2 separate regions of the Homo sapiens genome follow, and region 2 is linked to region 1. Evidence: read pairs that join two places in POLR2A ChIA-PET (ENCODE). Cell type or tissue: OCI-LY7. All regions are shown on one strand. Links, peaks and the distances in the headings refer to the core of each region. The heading gives the core; the rest is flanking DNA.

Region 1 (7,968 bases), core at 2,069-4,568:
GCAGCTATGGCAGGGGTGGTGGTGTCCCACACTACTGGGTTAACGAGAGAGGTGGGTAGCGGGTGCTGGAGAGGGGGTCAGATGCCGGACTAGCAGAGAGAAGCAGGAGGGACTTCTGGTTGAGGGGGACAGGAAAAGGTGATAAAAGCTGCAAAATTGGCTAAAATGTCTCGGCCTAGGATGGGGGTGGGGCAATGAGGCATGATAAGGAAGGAGTGTGAAAAAATAGTATTAAATAGGGAACAAGTAAGGGATTCAGTAGCACGTGGACAGAAGACAAGTCCATCAACCCCCACCACAGAGGCCTGGGAAGGGTAAGTGGGTCCTAAAAATTCAGGTAAAGCCGTGTAGGTGGCCCAGCTATTGATTAAAAAAAGAGATCGGCTTACCTGCTATTAGCAGAGTTACCCTGGGCTCCAATGCAGTGACGGCAGATGGGGCCAGGGTCCCTGGGCTCCATCAGTCTTCAGTGGCAAGGCCAAGGAGCTGTGGGGGTGTGAATGATTTTTCACTCTTTGCTTTGCCAGGGCCTTGAGGAACCGGCCGGTTAGTCTGCTTAAGAGGACAATCGGACTTCCAGTGACCGGTTTGTTGGCAGGCTGGGCAAGGAGTTTTTGGCACTTGTGGGTTAGGGCATGCTTGGGCCCAAGGGCCTTCTTTTTCACATTAAAACAGGGCCTGGGAGGGTCACTGCTATCAGGTCTTTTGTGCCCCTGGGCAGCCTGGGTAGGCTGACAAATAGCTGCTGCTAGGAGCTGGTATTTATTACCATCTCGTTGGGCTTTATCTAATTTATTTTGCTTATCTCTGTTGTTGAAGACCTTAAAGGCCAGGTTAAGGAGGTCTTGTTGAGGGGTTTGAGGGCCATCTTTTGTATGTCAGGAGCAGACTGAGAGATGAAATGGATATTAAGAACAATAGTTCCAGGGCCAGGAGTGGTGGCTCACGCCTGTAATCCCAGCACTTTGGGAGGCCGAGGCGGGCGGATCACGAGGTCAGGAGATCGAGACCATCCTGGTTGACACAGTGAAACCCTCTCTCTACTAAAAACGCAAAAAATATTTAGCCGGCCATGGCGGCAGGTGCCTGTAGTCCCAGCTAGGCGGGAGGCTGAGAGAGGAGAATGGCATGAATCCAGGAGGCGGAGCTTGCAGTAAACCGAGATCGCGTCACTGCACTCCAGTCTGGGCGACAGAGCGAGACTCCATCTTAAAAAAAAAACAGAACAATGGTTCCTTCCCGGGAGGTGGGGTCAACAAGGGTATATTTTTGGAGGGCCTCTGTAAGGCGGGAAAGAAATTCAGCAGGGTTTTCATTTGCTCTTTGGGAGATTTCTTTCAGCTTTTCAAAAATTATGGCCTTATGGGCTGCTTTGTTAAGGCCTGTGATGAGGCAAGTAATCACATGGTTATGAGATGCCTGGCCAGGTTATGTGGGTTGGTACTCCCAGGAAGGTCTTCTCGGGGAACTGCAGCGGCCCCTAGGGGCTTAGTAGGGTCTTGCCGATGAAGATCGTTGGCATGCGACTGAGCTGCAAGCCACACTTTGTTTTGTTTTGTTTTTCTTTCCTGGGAAGAGAGTAGAAGAGAGGATAATATGGAGATCAAGCCAAGTGAATTTGTAAGATGGGGTGAGGTATTTGAGCTTTTTGATATAAGTGTCAGGATTGGAGGAAAAGGATCTGAGACGTTTCTTAATTTGGGAAAGGTTGGAGAGGGAGAACGGAATGTGGACGTGAACAATTCCTTTAGCCCCTGCCAGCTCTCGCAGGGGAAGTAAGGGGGCCGACTGCTGGGCCTGCTGGAGGTGGAGATGGGGAGGAATTAGAATCAGAATCTGGGTGGTTGGAGAGAGGAGGGGAAAGAGGTAAGGCAGGAGCGGGAGCATATGGTGGAGGATTGTGATGATTTGGGGGAGGATTACGGTGTTGTCAGGGAGAGGAAAAGTCAGCAGGGTTAAAGAAGGAGGAATCGTCAGAAGGAAGGGGAGCTGAGGATGAGTCTGGCTTGGAGCGGGCAAGGAGGATTTGAAAACCAGAACAGGGCTGACAAAGGGAGGGGCAGCTACGGAGGGCAAAAAAGGCCTGAACATAAGGGATTTCAGACCACTTTCCATTGCGATGGCAAACGTTGTCCAGGTCCCTGAGGGTGTTAAAATCGAATGTGCCATTTTTAGACCACTGGGAGCCATTGCCCAATTTATACTGAGGTCAGGCTGTGTTACAATGAAAGATGAGCCTTTTTGGCCAAATTTTGGAATGGAGGTTAAGGGTGTTAAGGTTACGGAGGAGACACCCGATGGGGGGATGCCTTTGAGGGAGTGGACTGGGAGGCTCCCATAGTGGAATGAGAGAGGGGTAGAGATGGAAGACTTGGCCAGAGACAAGGATGGCGGGAGAAGGCGTCCCCTGTCCCACAGTTTAAGTCGGAGAGGTACGATAATCCCCCGTACAGGCATCACTGATAGGGAGACATCGAGGGTCTCCTGGAGGCTGGGACGAGGAAACCTTTGGCCCAGCGCTGGGTCTTTTGGGAAGGAAAGAGCGGACAAGGGTTCCGGACGGAAGGTATGTCTCCTTTACTCACTCCTGAGGTGTCCCTGGTGTTGGATGTGTTCGCCAGCAATGGAAAAGATGTATGAGATCCTTGGGTCTCTAGCAGGTTCTGGAAGGGGGAGTTCGGCCAGGGGAAGGAGCAGGGGGAGGATAAAGGGAGAAAAGGAGGCCGAACTCTACCACCTTCCCGGTTTCGGCACCAAGACATAAGGTATAATTGGAAGGACAGCCGAGAAAGGAGTGAGGCCAGCAGACCCAAGTTCAGGCAAGCTGATTTATTGTCAGTCCTGCCGGGCTACCTCCTGACAAAAGCAGAGGAGGCAGCCCCTCTTACAGACTACAACAGGGCTTTATAAGGTGAGTAACTGGGTCAGGGTGGGGCAGCTGAGTTGGGTGTGCAGGAGGGCTGAGTTGGGGTGGGGGAGCTGAGCTGAGGGTGCAGGTGTCTTGACCACATCCTGGAGATGTTTTTGCCAGCTTTGTTATGCGAGGTCAACAGACATGTTAACCACATCCTGTAACTGCCTGGACAAACAATTACTGGAGGGGTCGGTGAAGGGGTGTTTGTCTTTAGCCCTGGGGAAGCAGTGCAGAGGTCACAAAGGACTGCATTATAACACCCATGGGAAGGGAGGGGAACAGTCTGGTCGGGATGACCCTAACACCCAACCCCCAAACCAAAAAATAAGACATCTCCATAGACACTTATGAAAGATCAGCTCAATTACACAAGTATTCCTAGCATTTACTTGGAGCCACATGTTTCAGAGACCAGCCAGCAGGGCCAAGTCTGAAGTAGAATACAGACCAGAGTTCCAAAAGCTACACATTGTTAGTTTTCATTCTTTACATTGGGAGAATACTCCCCTGGAGGAGGGACAGAGGGGCCACCATGTTGGAACTACTAAAGTTGCTGGAACTCAGAAGCTACAGAATACTATATCAGAAGTCTGATTCTTTGATACTTTATGAGTGGTTGCATTGTGTATACATGAGATATATGACGGCAAGGCTTTCACAAGACAAATGTAATGTGCAATTTTGAAAGACCACCTACTGCTAAGAGTAATAGCTAACAACTTTCAGGTGTTTTTTTGTTTGTTTGTTTGTTTTTGAGGCTGAGTATCTCTCTGTCACCCAGGCTGGAGTGCAGTGGCATGATGTCAGCTCACTGCAACCTCTGCCTCCTGGGCTCAGGCAATCCTCCAACCTCAGCCTCCCGAGTAGCGGAGACTACAGGTACATTAGCCACCATACTCGGCTAATTTTTGTATTTTTTGTAGAGTCAGGGTTTCACTATGTTGCCCAAGCTTCCATGGTCTTGAACTCTTGGGCTCAAGCAGTCCTCCCACCTTAGCCTTCAAAAGTGCTGGGATTATAGATGTGAGCCACCACACCCAGACTTTCAGTTTAAATAACATGCATAATTATCCATTATTACTATCAAGAATAATAGAAGTCTGATTCTTTGATTCTAATATATTCCTCTACATACAGATGTGTGTGTATGCACGTGTGCACATGCATGTGTGTGTATTTGCTAGCACATTATCTTATTTGCAGAGTCTTGGATCATGACAACATATACTCATACTTTCTCTTAATCACGAGGGTTCTTGAAGTCTTTAGCAGTTTTTTCTTAAATCATTAGATGTTGGCAAAATACATTTTAATACATGTCACATGCAAAAGCCTGGAAAATATCATCCACACTCATGACTTCCAACTTAAGCCTATATGCTGATGAGTCCCAACTATGTGCTTCTCCTTAATTCCAGAAGAATATATACACTCTTTCCCAGTGATCTCATCTGTTCCCAGGGCTTCAATTACCATTTATATGCTGATAATTTCCAAGTATATATCTCCATCCCTGATTTCCCTCTCTTTCGTAATCCAAAACACAACGTGAACTACATAGCAGACATTTTCTACCTCCATCAAAGGACCTTTCAAACTCAACCTGCTTGAAACCAAACTGACTATTTCAGCCCTTCAAAGCATGTTCTTCCTATATTTTAAGCACACTCATTTGTTCAACAAATATTTACTAAGCACTTATTATGTGCCACAGCACCACCACCCAGAAAAACCAAAAGTTCTAGATTCTCCCTTCTGTCCTCATATCCAGTCACTAAGTCATGTCTATTGTACTCCCTCTATTCTCTCAAGTTTAGCTTTTATTCTCCTATTTATGGTCCCCTGCCCTATCATCTGTGTTACTAAAACTCCCTGCCACCGCTCATTCTCCAGTCATCCTCCAGATGAATAATGTTTCCCTTCTTAAAATGTTTTCCATACTCCACATCATCCTTGGATGTAACCCAAACTCCTCAGCATTTCCCATCTATTTTTCTAGTTCATCTTCCCTCTACTTCCACATCTGTGCTCAGAGCAATCCCAACTATTCCAGTCCAATAAATGTGTCATTTTGTCTCTTAACTCTGTACCTTTGTACATGCCTTACATGATAGCCCCCTCTTTTTTTTTTTTTTTGAGACAGGGTCTCTCTCTGCCACCCAGGCTAGAGTACAGTGGTATGATGGTAGCTCACTGCAGCTTTGAACTCAGCCCTCTTAAGACAACTAGGCATACTTCCTCCACAGCTCAAGAGCCCTCAGGCCTTCACATGGTGCCCAGCTCTATGGCAGGCCACAGTCGTGCAGCCTTGACATCTATGTTTTTCCTTGTCTGGATCCCTCACTAGGCAGGGAGCTCCTTGCTGGCAGTGATTTTATCTAGTTCATCAGCTCCTAGCTCAGTACCTGGCATAGTATCAGCACTAAATAAATGTTGGTTGAAGTAAAGAATACATTTTAAAAACTTTTAAATATTTATGCAGAAATGGCATATAAAATTCATTATTAGTGAGTTTGTTTTCTGCAAATTTCCATCTGTTTTCCAAAACAGATAACTGTGGTCCTCAGTGCCATCACTCCATGAAACCTAACCTGGAAACTGCTTCTTGGGTCACATTCTCATTTCTATGGTGCTCAACATGTAAAGCTGCCAGTGCTAGAAGTAGTTCTCCAAAGTGGGCCAAATTCACATTACTGGTGACTGTCACTACTTAACAAGGATAACATCTGTGTACTTGGGGAAATGATGGAACTTGATTTTAAGAGTGGTAGCTCTATGAGATCAGTGACAATTAGCTCTGCAACAGTCTCAGGCTAATCCTGCTGAAAATGGCTTTTTCAATCGCAGAAAACTGTACCCACTAGATCTCCCCAAGCATAAATTAGGCTTAGTCTCTAGATTATTAAAGGCATAAAGATGTAGGGATATTATATGTGTGTATGTATGAGTGTACAAATATGTGTGTGTATGTGTGCTGGAACCAGGCAGGTTGCTGGAAGTCAGAAGTGACAGACACTTTATGAGCGGTTTCCTTGTGTGTACATGAGATATATGAAAACAAGGCTTTCATGAGACAAATGTAAAGTATGATTGTGAAAGACCACCTACTGTTTAGAGTAACAATTAATTTTCAAATATTAAATAACAGAAATATTTATTAATTATTGCTGTCTAAATAATGAAATCTTTATATACATACATAAAATCTATGTATGTAAATATATAAAACATATACAAACACCACACTAGGTAAAGTTATAGTTTAAAAAATATTTCTTTACTTGTCACCTCCTCTTCAATCTTCAGTTTTAAAAGAGGGGCAACTCGCAGGGCACAAAATTGGCTCACACCTGTAATCCCAGCACTTTGGGAGGAGGCTGAGGCAGGTGGATCACCTGAGGTCAGGAGTTCAAGATCAGCCTGGCCAACATGGCAAAACGCCATCTCTACTAAAAATACAAAAATAAGCTGGGTGTGGTGGTGAGTGCCTGTAATCTCAGCTACTCAGGAGGCTGAGGCAGTAAAATCTCTTGAACCTGGGAGGCAGAGGTTGGAGTGAGTTGAGATTGTGCCACCACACTCCAGCCCGGGCAACAGAGTGAGACTCTGTCTCAAAAAAAGAGACTCATGTCTCAAAAACAATAATGAAAAAAATAAAAGAGGGGCAACAAGGCTCCCAGGGCCACAGAGAATAAATAAATATACTTCAAATTCACCACCCCTTCTTCATTCTTTGCTGCCAATCAGTTTAGACAATGATACATTCAGAGAATCAATGTTCTTCAGCGATATGCCACCCCAGGATCTCACTGGACAGTGGTCAAGTTCTCTAGACTATGTCTTTAGGGGTTTAGTCTTACATTCATTCAAACTAATTAATTCCATTAAAACCTCTGTACACGGCACTCTACTCACCACTCTAGAGGATATCACGATGAATCAAACATGGCTCCTGCATTCAGTAAGCATAGAGTCTGGAAGAGGCCATGAATAAGCTACGTATTTCAAAAAACGTGGATACTAAGTGACAAGTACAGATAAAGTATTTCTCTGAACCCAGTGCAATTGGGACACCCTTCTATATTATCTCTGCACACATGCAAATTTCTGTATTCAAATATTTTCCAATCCTTTGCATCTGTCATGTGCCAGTTAACTTTCTAATATATACCAAGTGAAGGCTTTTAATCACCTCCCTATATCTGTCACCCTAACTCTTCCTCTCTTCACCACGTTTCCATCAGCTTCAATCACTCAAAACAAAATTTGACAAAGAGCAATGAAGAATCCCAGGGTCACGTGATACACACTGTAAGTACTGATATGCAGGGTTTGGAAGACAGGCAGCAGAGCCGTAATTAAGGAGAAGAGTATGCAAATAGAATTCTGATTTTTGTTTTCCAATGAACGTCATCCCTTTCTTTTTTATCCTTTTTCCTACTTAGGCCTCTATTTGGAAGAACTTTTCCTTCAACTTTCAATTAGTTGACCTAGGCAACTACTTGAAAGTTTGGCCTAATGCAGACAGAAATTAAGAGAACTTTCATGAGGCCCTTTATCCTACGCAAATGAAATTTCCATGTTTGAAAATCCACTTTGGATTATGTCTTTTTTTTTTTTTTTTGAGATGGAGTCTTCCTGTGTTGCCCAGGCTAGAGTGCAGTGGAGCAATCTCACCTCACCACACCTCTGCCTCTGGGATTCAAGCAATTCTCCTTCCTCAGCCTCCTGAGTAGCTGGGATTACAGGCATGTACCACCATGTCCAGCTAATTTTTATATTTTTAGTAGAGATGGGGTTTTGTCATGTTGGCCAGGCTGGTCTCGAACTCCTGGGCTCAAGCAATCCACCTGCCTTGGTGTGAGCCACCATGCCCAGCCTGGATTATGTCCGTTTAAATGTACATTTATGAAACTTGATGTCTTAGGTAAGAAACACCAAACACTGAAGAAAAACTTACATACATTCAGTGTATGTTCCCATAACTGGCACCAAGTTGCATTATTTTCACAAACAATACCACAGGTATGTCAGGCGAAGATAAACATATGCAT
Region 2 (7,968 bases), core at 2,884-5,383, 93 kb after region 1:
AAAAAAAAAGAAGAAAGAAAACAGATACTTAATAATCGAGAGAAAAATTACTAACTCTATAGTGAAAAAATCTGTCAGAGAGCTCTTTAACCAAGTGAATCATTAATATCAACTGAACTAGGACAAATTTTTATAATGTGCTGATGAACAGAAGGACACAGCATCACTGCTGGGATATTACTTCCCCAAAAAGTAAATTATAGCCTGAATTTAACCATAAAGAAACATCCATTTTATGCAAAGTTTGAGATACAGATATCTCCCATGTTCTGCAATTTTTAATAGTAATTTTAAATAGTCTTTCTTTAGCACCCTAGACAACATATATCTCCTAATAATTTTCTTCAGAACTTTCTGGGTAGTAAATGCCATCCTGTTTCAAAAAGCATTTTCTTAATCCTGTTCTGCATAGAGCTAATGGAGAAGACAGATGAAACCTCAATATTACATGTTCTCCTTGACTAAGGACCCCAGCTTTTCCCCAATAGGAATCTTGAGTATATTCATCCTCCCATATTCAATAGTCACAAAGGGAACATTTTTAAGATCATAAATTCATGGTGAGAATTCTACATGGCATATAAGAAGCCATGATGTAGAGAAGGCTCCAGTATATAGGAAGAAATATTTGCCTGGGTGCGGTGGCTCATGCCTGTAATCCCAGCACTTTTGGGAGGCCAAGACAGGCAGATCACAAGGTCAGGAGTTCGAGACCAGCCTGGTCAACACGGTGAAACCCCGTCTCTACCAAAAATACAAAAATTAGCCGGGCATGGTGGCACGCGCCTGTAATCCCAGCTAGTTAGGAGGCTGAGGCAGGAGAATTGCTTGAACCCGGGAGGCAGAGGTTGCAGTGAGCCAAGATCATGCCGCTGCACTCCAGCCTGGGTGACAGAGTGAGATTCCTTCTCAAAAATAAATAAATAAAAATTTTTCAGATACTTGACTATAATGAAAATTTTTTACAGTAGTTAAAACAAACTCATTAGGGAGGAAAAGCACAAGTAGAGAAGGTTTATAAGTACTAAACACATGGCATTCCAGGAGGCACAGTGGACACAGCTCTTGATCTGAGACACTTTTAGCGGAAAAATAGCCATTTTTTCCTCTTTCTCTTCCTGCTCTGGGATTCTTTCTCAGATGATTCTCTGGAGAAATTACACCTGAATCTTAAGAATATGGCTTTAAAGGTGTCGGCACCACCTGTTTACCTGCTACCACCACACCCACAGGCAGAAGGTCCAAGACCTGCAGAAAAAGTCCACCCATTTCTGTCCTCTATAACAGAAGAGATTCAGGAAAAATAAGCTGCTCTATGGAGATAATGATATCTCCTTTCCCGTCCTCAGATGCCCTCTGCTACCACAGACACCAACAATTTTTGCTAAAGTAATGGAAATATGGGGCACTCTGCCCTGTCCCTACCAAACCCAAAGAAAACAGGCCTTGTGACCACCCTTTAGTGCGAAGATAGAACTTAACACTCACGAATGTATCTTGAATCCCTCATACTTGATTCTGGCCTCACCTTAGAGTCACATGAGGCCCTTAAAGCAATATGGATGTTTCCAGAACAATAGAACAGAACCTGTGGGGAGGGCACAAATAGAGATTTCTGCAAACTGGCTATGTAATCTTAATCAGAAGCCTGGGCTGATAAACGCTTAGCTAATTATTATCTCTCAAGCACTGATAAGCTTATAAATCACTTGGTGATTTTGGCCCCACTCTATGTAATGTGATTCTGCAGGTTTGAAAATGGTCCATGAAAGGGTATTTTAAACAAGTCCTCTATAGATGCTGATGTTGCTCCCCCTGCGCTCATTATTAGCACTAGTTAGACAAAGCAGGCACATCACAGAATCCCTTACACTCAGCACTCTTGTCAAAATACAAATACTTCTGGTACAAATAAAGACAACCAATCTTCATCCTAAAGTATATTCTTTGTTGGCTCTTTAAAGTTTACAGAGGAAACAGAGGCCAGCAATGTCCAAATAAGTCTGCATTTGGAAAACAACATTTACACATGCACTAATGCAATGTTTATTAAACAGGTACTATGTCCTCAAGAGTATGTTACAGAGTACTGCTAGGAATAAAACATTACGTGATTTAATCCTCGTAACACCCTGGGAGTTGGTTTTGTTTAATAATTGCCAGAATTTAGAAAAAGGGCCCAGCATTTATATTTGTCATTTTTTTTGTGAAAAATGTACAGAATAAAAGCTACATATAGACAGATGAGAGGAATAAAGAAAAGAGTTTAACGTAGTTTGGAGGAATTTTTATTGTGTTTATATTTACTTGTTTGTGGCTTGTGGAGCAACTACTGGGTCTTCAGGAATAGAATAAGGAATAAGTTGCTAAATGGCATGTTTCTGCATGCACTGATTTTAATACAAAATTAAGAAATTAAGGCCCTAAAATATTATTTTATTTTTCCCATTTATCTGCTTTTAGATTTCAAGAAATCCTGAGCAACAGCTCTAGAAAGGCAGCCGAATTCATCACCCAAAACACTTCTCTTTCAATCAGTTCTGTAAGGCTAGACTCCAAGGTGAAGCCAGACTTCAATAAGGCCTCCAAAAAGGGTGAATCTGAACAGAAATGGGGCAGGGAGAGGACACTATGTAGAATTCTGCTCTCTATGCCACTGGGGTATTTCCGTTCTGTTTTTCCTAAGCTTACCTAAGAGAAACTTAAATCCCACAGTTTGTGTAATTTTAATCTTTTTTAGCCACTGCCCTGTCAATTTTATAACATATACTAATAAGCAATTTAAACAAATCTCTTAGGGCTTTCTAGCATAATTGTATTAGAAGATAAATATGTATTCTTAACAAGGTAAAAGAAACAGAAATAATAATAACAACTCTTCTGTCCATAAACATCCATTCAAATGATGACCTCAGAAGTCACAACAATATAAAGAAGCGGCCCAAATGAAGCCCCCATTTTTTGGCGTGACTCATTTCTCTTACACTGAGACAAAAGCAGAATGAACCACTCTTGTCAGCCTAACACAGTTTTACTCTGGACATCCTCAAATGTTTCAAAGATGCCTAGGTGATTGTGAGAGGGTTCTCAGTGATCCTGGGCTGATGGCCCAGTAGTAAGCCAGGCAGTAGAGACTTAGGCTGATTCTAAATAGAAAACAGAACTGCCCTGGTGGAGCTCCAGAACCTGGATTACCTGTCCTGATCAGGTAGTCTTTGGGTAAGAGAAAGGACAAGAATACTCTACTCCAGTATCACATTTTTTACAGGTAGGTATAGTTGTAGTCATGGCTCTGGATACTTTGTGGCCTTGATCTCTCACTCCTAAGATGCTTTGTTTACATTTACAGATTCTGCCATCAGATTCTATTTATACCTGGCACCTCTCACGTAACAGTAACAGGTCACTGAACAAGATCTGAAAAGCTCAAATAGCCACACTCTCAAAGGAGGTAGCTTTAAGATGTCTATGTTGACATCTCACAATGCAGAGAATGCCTCCTCTTGGTTTTCTGTACATTTTCAATCCAAAGTCTGCTCCTGTCTTGCAAATCCCAGGCCAGACATGTGAAGATTCTAGATGGGGTCAACCTGGCTCTGCATTCTTGGGTGTTACAGCAAAAGTACAACCAAAGGAGAGATCCCCTCATAAAGGCTGCTCTGGCACATTCTAAATAATATGTCCTTAATTTCCTCCTTCATAGGAAAAAGCTGAGGAACCACAAATGTAAGTAGACAGTTCACTTGGGCCAAGCTTGAAGATTGTAAACTGGGAGCAAAGATTCAAGTTGCCTGGAATCTAGCAGCAGTTACAAGTGGATTTTTAAAGGCAAAAAGAGATAGAGAGTGGGCTGATACAAAATTGTCAGGAAATCTTACTTATTTACTAAAAACAACCTTGATTACTGATTGACATACATTTCTAAGCTGTATAGGGTGTGGGTTATAGTGTTCAGCGTAGCATTATTAGTTTAATTTATAGCTACTCGTGGCAATAGCAAGCAGTTTCAAGAGATAAATACATAGCTCAAAGGAGAGAGAAAGACACAATTGTGGTCTCGTTTTAATGTCTCTTTGAGCCTTATAACTAAAAGGATTTGCATTTCTCAGATAAAAGGTTTACTGCAAGACCCAGATTCAGAATGTGGAGCCGCTAGTTTAGGTCCTGGATGGGTAGAATAGCAGTAAGTGTTACCTGCACATTTGTGGGCATTTTAAAAAGAGAAGGAAGGGGAAAGTGGAGATTCTCATGCCTACATGTCTACTCAATGCATGCATGTTACTCTAACGGGCCCCACAGTCTCTGAATCAGTTTCAGGTCTAAAGATACAAGAGTCATTGAAAGAGGTAAAATGGTTAATTGCTGTTCTGTGAAGTATTTAGAAATTTGGTCTAGCCTCTCTAGATGTGATTATACAGGACTAGATACCAAATAGGCAGAGGCACGATTCTGCCTGCATATTCAGGGGACAGCATGCATTTTGCAGCACAATCATGAGTTGACTGGAAGCCTGAGACAAAAAGGCCCATCTAGATTAAAGCTTGGTTGGCACCTTATATGTTTATATCATGTGTGGTAAGTTTAAACAGTGTTTGGAAAATATAATTAAAAGGAAAGTTTTCTCCAGCCCCAGAGTAACTCCACAATGATAAAACAGAAAGAAAACTGTTTTATTACACAATTACACCAGAATGTGACACGCATCACAATCTGCTTAAGAGACTGCAAAGACAGAAAGACGGTCACAATAATTAGTCCATAAGTAGAAGAATTTACAGTACCATGTTATACATAGTTCATCCTAAATTCACCTGGCAACTGGGGAGGCCATCCGTGTAAGCTAATTGGCTATATTCAATGACAAAATAAACTTTTCACATCTTCGTGACAGGAGGTAGTTTTGCAATTTGAAGCCAGGTGCCTGCTGAAGGTAGGCTCTCACTCTCCTATAGAAATGGTTGAATATAGTGCTCTCTTTTTGGCTATTTGCATTTTAAAGCAATAGCTCTCTACTCTGAGCACTACCACAGCAACATGATACCAGTACAAAAACAGGCTCAGAGACCAATGCAACAGAATAGAGAGCCCAGAAATAATGTGGCACACCTACAATCATCGTATTTTTGACAAAGCTGACAAGAGAAATGTAGGAGAGATTCCCTGTTTAATAAATGGTGTTGTAATAAATAGCTAGCACTATGTAAAAGATTAAAACTGGACTCCCTGCTTACACTATATCCAAAAATAAACACAAGATAAATTAAGGACTTAAATGTAAAACTTAAAATTATAAAATGCCCTGGAAGATAACCTAGGAAATACAATTCCAGACATAGAAACTGCCAACGATATTATGATGAAGATACCAAAAGCAATCGCCACAAAAGCAAAAATCGATAAATGGGACCAAATTAAACTAAAGAGCATCTTCACAGAAAACAAAAACAAAACCCACAAGAAACTATCAACAGAGTAAACAGACAACCTAGAGAATAAAGAAAAATATTTGCAAACTATGCTTCTGACAAAGGTCTAATATCCAGAATCCATAAGGAACTTAAGCAAGTTTACAAGAAAAAAAAAACCTTATTAAAAAGTAGGCAAAGGACATAAACACACGCTTTTCAAGAGAAAGCAGGTGGGTGTGGTGCCTCACACCTGTAATCCTAGCACTCTGGGAGGCCAAGGTGGGTGGATCACAAGGTCAAGAGTTCGAGACCAGCCTGGCCAATATGGTGAAACCCCCGTCTCTACTAAAAAAAATACAAAAATTAGTCAGGCATGGTGGGGCGTGCCTGTAATCCCAGCTACTTGGGAGGCTGAGGGAGAATTGCTTGAACCCAGGAGATGGAGGTTGCAGTGAGCCGAGATCGTGCCACTGCACTCCAGCCTGGATAACAGAGCGAGACTCCATCTCCAAAAAGAAAAGAAAAAAAAGAGAAAGCATACATGTGGCTAACAAGCATATTAAAAAAGTGCTCATCACTAATCATTAGAGAGATGCAAACAAACAAACAAAAAAAACACCACAATGAGATACCATCTCACACCAGTAAGAATGGCAATTACCAAAAAAGTCAAAAAAATAATAGATGTGCTGGCAAAGTTGCAGGGTAAAGAGAATGCTTATACTCTGCTGGTGGGAGTGTAAATTAGTTCAACCATTGTGAAAAGCAGTGTGACAATTCCTCACAAAACTAAAAACAGAATTACCATTTGACCCACCTCCTAATTAGGTATATACCCAAAGAATACAAATTATTCTATCATAAAGACCCATGCACATGCATCTTCATTGCAGCACTAGTGACAGTACCAAAGACATGGAATTAACCTAAATACCCTCAATGGTAGGCTAGATAAAGAAAATACATTGTGGTTGAGCATAGTGGTTCACGCCTGTAATCCCAGCACTTTGGCAGGGTGAGGCAGGTGGATTGCGTGAGCTCAGGAGTTGGCGACCAGCCTGGGAAACATGGCAAAACTCTGTCTGTACAAAAAATACAAAAAGAAAAATTAGCCAGGCGTGGTCGTGCACGCTGTAGTCCCAGCTACTTGGGGGGCTTAGGTAGGAGGATTGCTTGAGCCCAGGAGATTGAGATTGAGGCTGCAGTGAGCCAAGATCACACCACTGCACTCCAGCCTGGGCGACAGAGTGAGACCCTGTCTTCAGAAATAAATAAAATAAAGATTTAATAAAAACAAAATATGGTACATAAAAATAGTGGAATATTGTGTGGCCATAAAACAAGAACAAGATCATTTTCTTTGCAGCAACATGGATGGAGCTGGAGACCATTATCCTTAGAAAACTAATGCAGAAACAGAAAACCAAATGCATGCTATCATTTATAAGAGCTAAATAACAACAACACATGGAGACAATAAGAGGAAAAACAGACACTGAGGCCTAGTTGAGGGTAGAGGGTGGCAGGACAAAGAGGATCAGGAAAAAAATACCCATTTGGTTCTATGCTTAGTACCTCAGAGACAAAATAGTCTACACCAAACACCCACAACACAATTTTACCTATAGAACAATCCTGCATGTGTACTCCCGAACCAAAAACAAAACAGAAAAGATCCATGGGTGGGGGAGAGTGCACTGTAGATGGAAAGACTGGTTTGTGCTACAGATAGTGGCGTGGGGCTGTCCTCTCATTTATTTGTGTCCATGCAGGCAGATGAGATTATGAACAGGTGGTGCAGAACCCTAGGTTGGTGGAGAAAGCAGGCTGATGCTGTAGATTCAGTGTGGAGGTGGGGATATGCCAGGAGACTTGTAGACAATTTTGTGAGCAAGAAACAGGTTCAAAAATGCTGCGGTGAAATTCCTGAGGGTGGTGCCTAGTCCTGGGAGGAGTGTGTGCACATCAATGTCTAGTGAGTATGTTTGTAAGTGGGTGGGAATCATGTGGTGGCAGCTGTGGGGAAAGGATGTCTGTTATCAGAGCTTCTTTCCTCTAAGTTTTCAGTCCTCTCTCACCATGGCAGGAGACCTGGAATCCTAGGACAACGGGCAGTGTGACAGCCTGTGTACAGGAGAGCAGAGTCTCCCATTCCCAGACACCCAGAGTTCCATTCCAGGCCAGGCCTCCGTGATATCTTTCTTCTGTCCCCAGATCTGTAGATTGGTGAACACCAAGCAATTCTCCAACACCAATTCATTTTCTAACATTTGAATTCTGACACCATCCAGAGTCTGCACGGACCCTGATTCAGGATTCAGTCCCACAACACTGTCTTCACTGCCGATGTCAGTCAAAAACCTCATTGGTCCATCTATTCTTCTTAGCTACTGCTTAAAAACTGGGGACTCCCATAACCTCCCTCCAGTTCAATAATTTGATAGAGCTGCTCACAGAACTCAGCAAAACACTGTAGTTATGTTGACCAGTTTATTATAAATGATACAACCCGGGAAAAGTCAAATGGAAAAAATGTATAGGACAAAAAAAAGAAGCAGGG

Evidence for each region. ChIA-PET counts read pairs that join two places held together with the same protein. Peaks named below come from ENCODE experiments on the same cell type or tissue, not always from the same donor. Only the 100,000 strongest peaks of a DNase experiment are listed, where the experiment ranks them.
Region 2: POLR2A ChIA-PET joins it to region 1 with 5 read pairs; 6 of 35 experiments call an interaction of 5 or more read pairs at or near these places.

Annotation. Positions count from the first base shown.
Region 1 is chr7:65,471,033-65,479,000 of GRCh38, reverse strand. It overlaps LOC124901660 (a long non-coding RNA gene), which reads right to left and starts at 2,917. Exons shown (of 3, transcript XR_007060365.1): 1 at 2,586-2,917; 2 at 390-1,568. In OCI-LY7, for the core only: a CTCF peak has its summit at 3,391; DNase peaks (open chromatin) are centred at 2,150 and 3,030; H3K4me3 peaks cover 2,271 bases; H3K27ac peaks cover 2,500 bases.
Region 2 is chr7:65,378,981-65,386,948 of GRCh38, reverse strand. The region is part of intron 1 of ZNF92 (zinc finger protein 92); the gene reads right to left. Among named protein-coding and RNA genes, the nearest start is that of ZNF92, 9.1 kb to the right of the region's middle. In OCI-LY7, for the core only: no CTCF peak of the experiment used is centred there; no DNase peak of the experiment used is centred there; H3K4me3 peaks cover 1,865 bases; H3K27ac peaks cover 1,964 bases.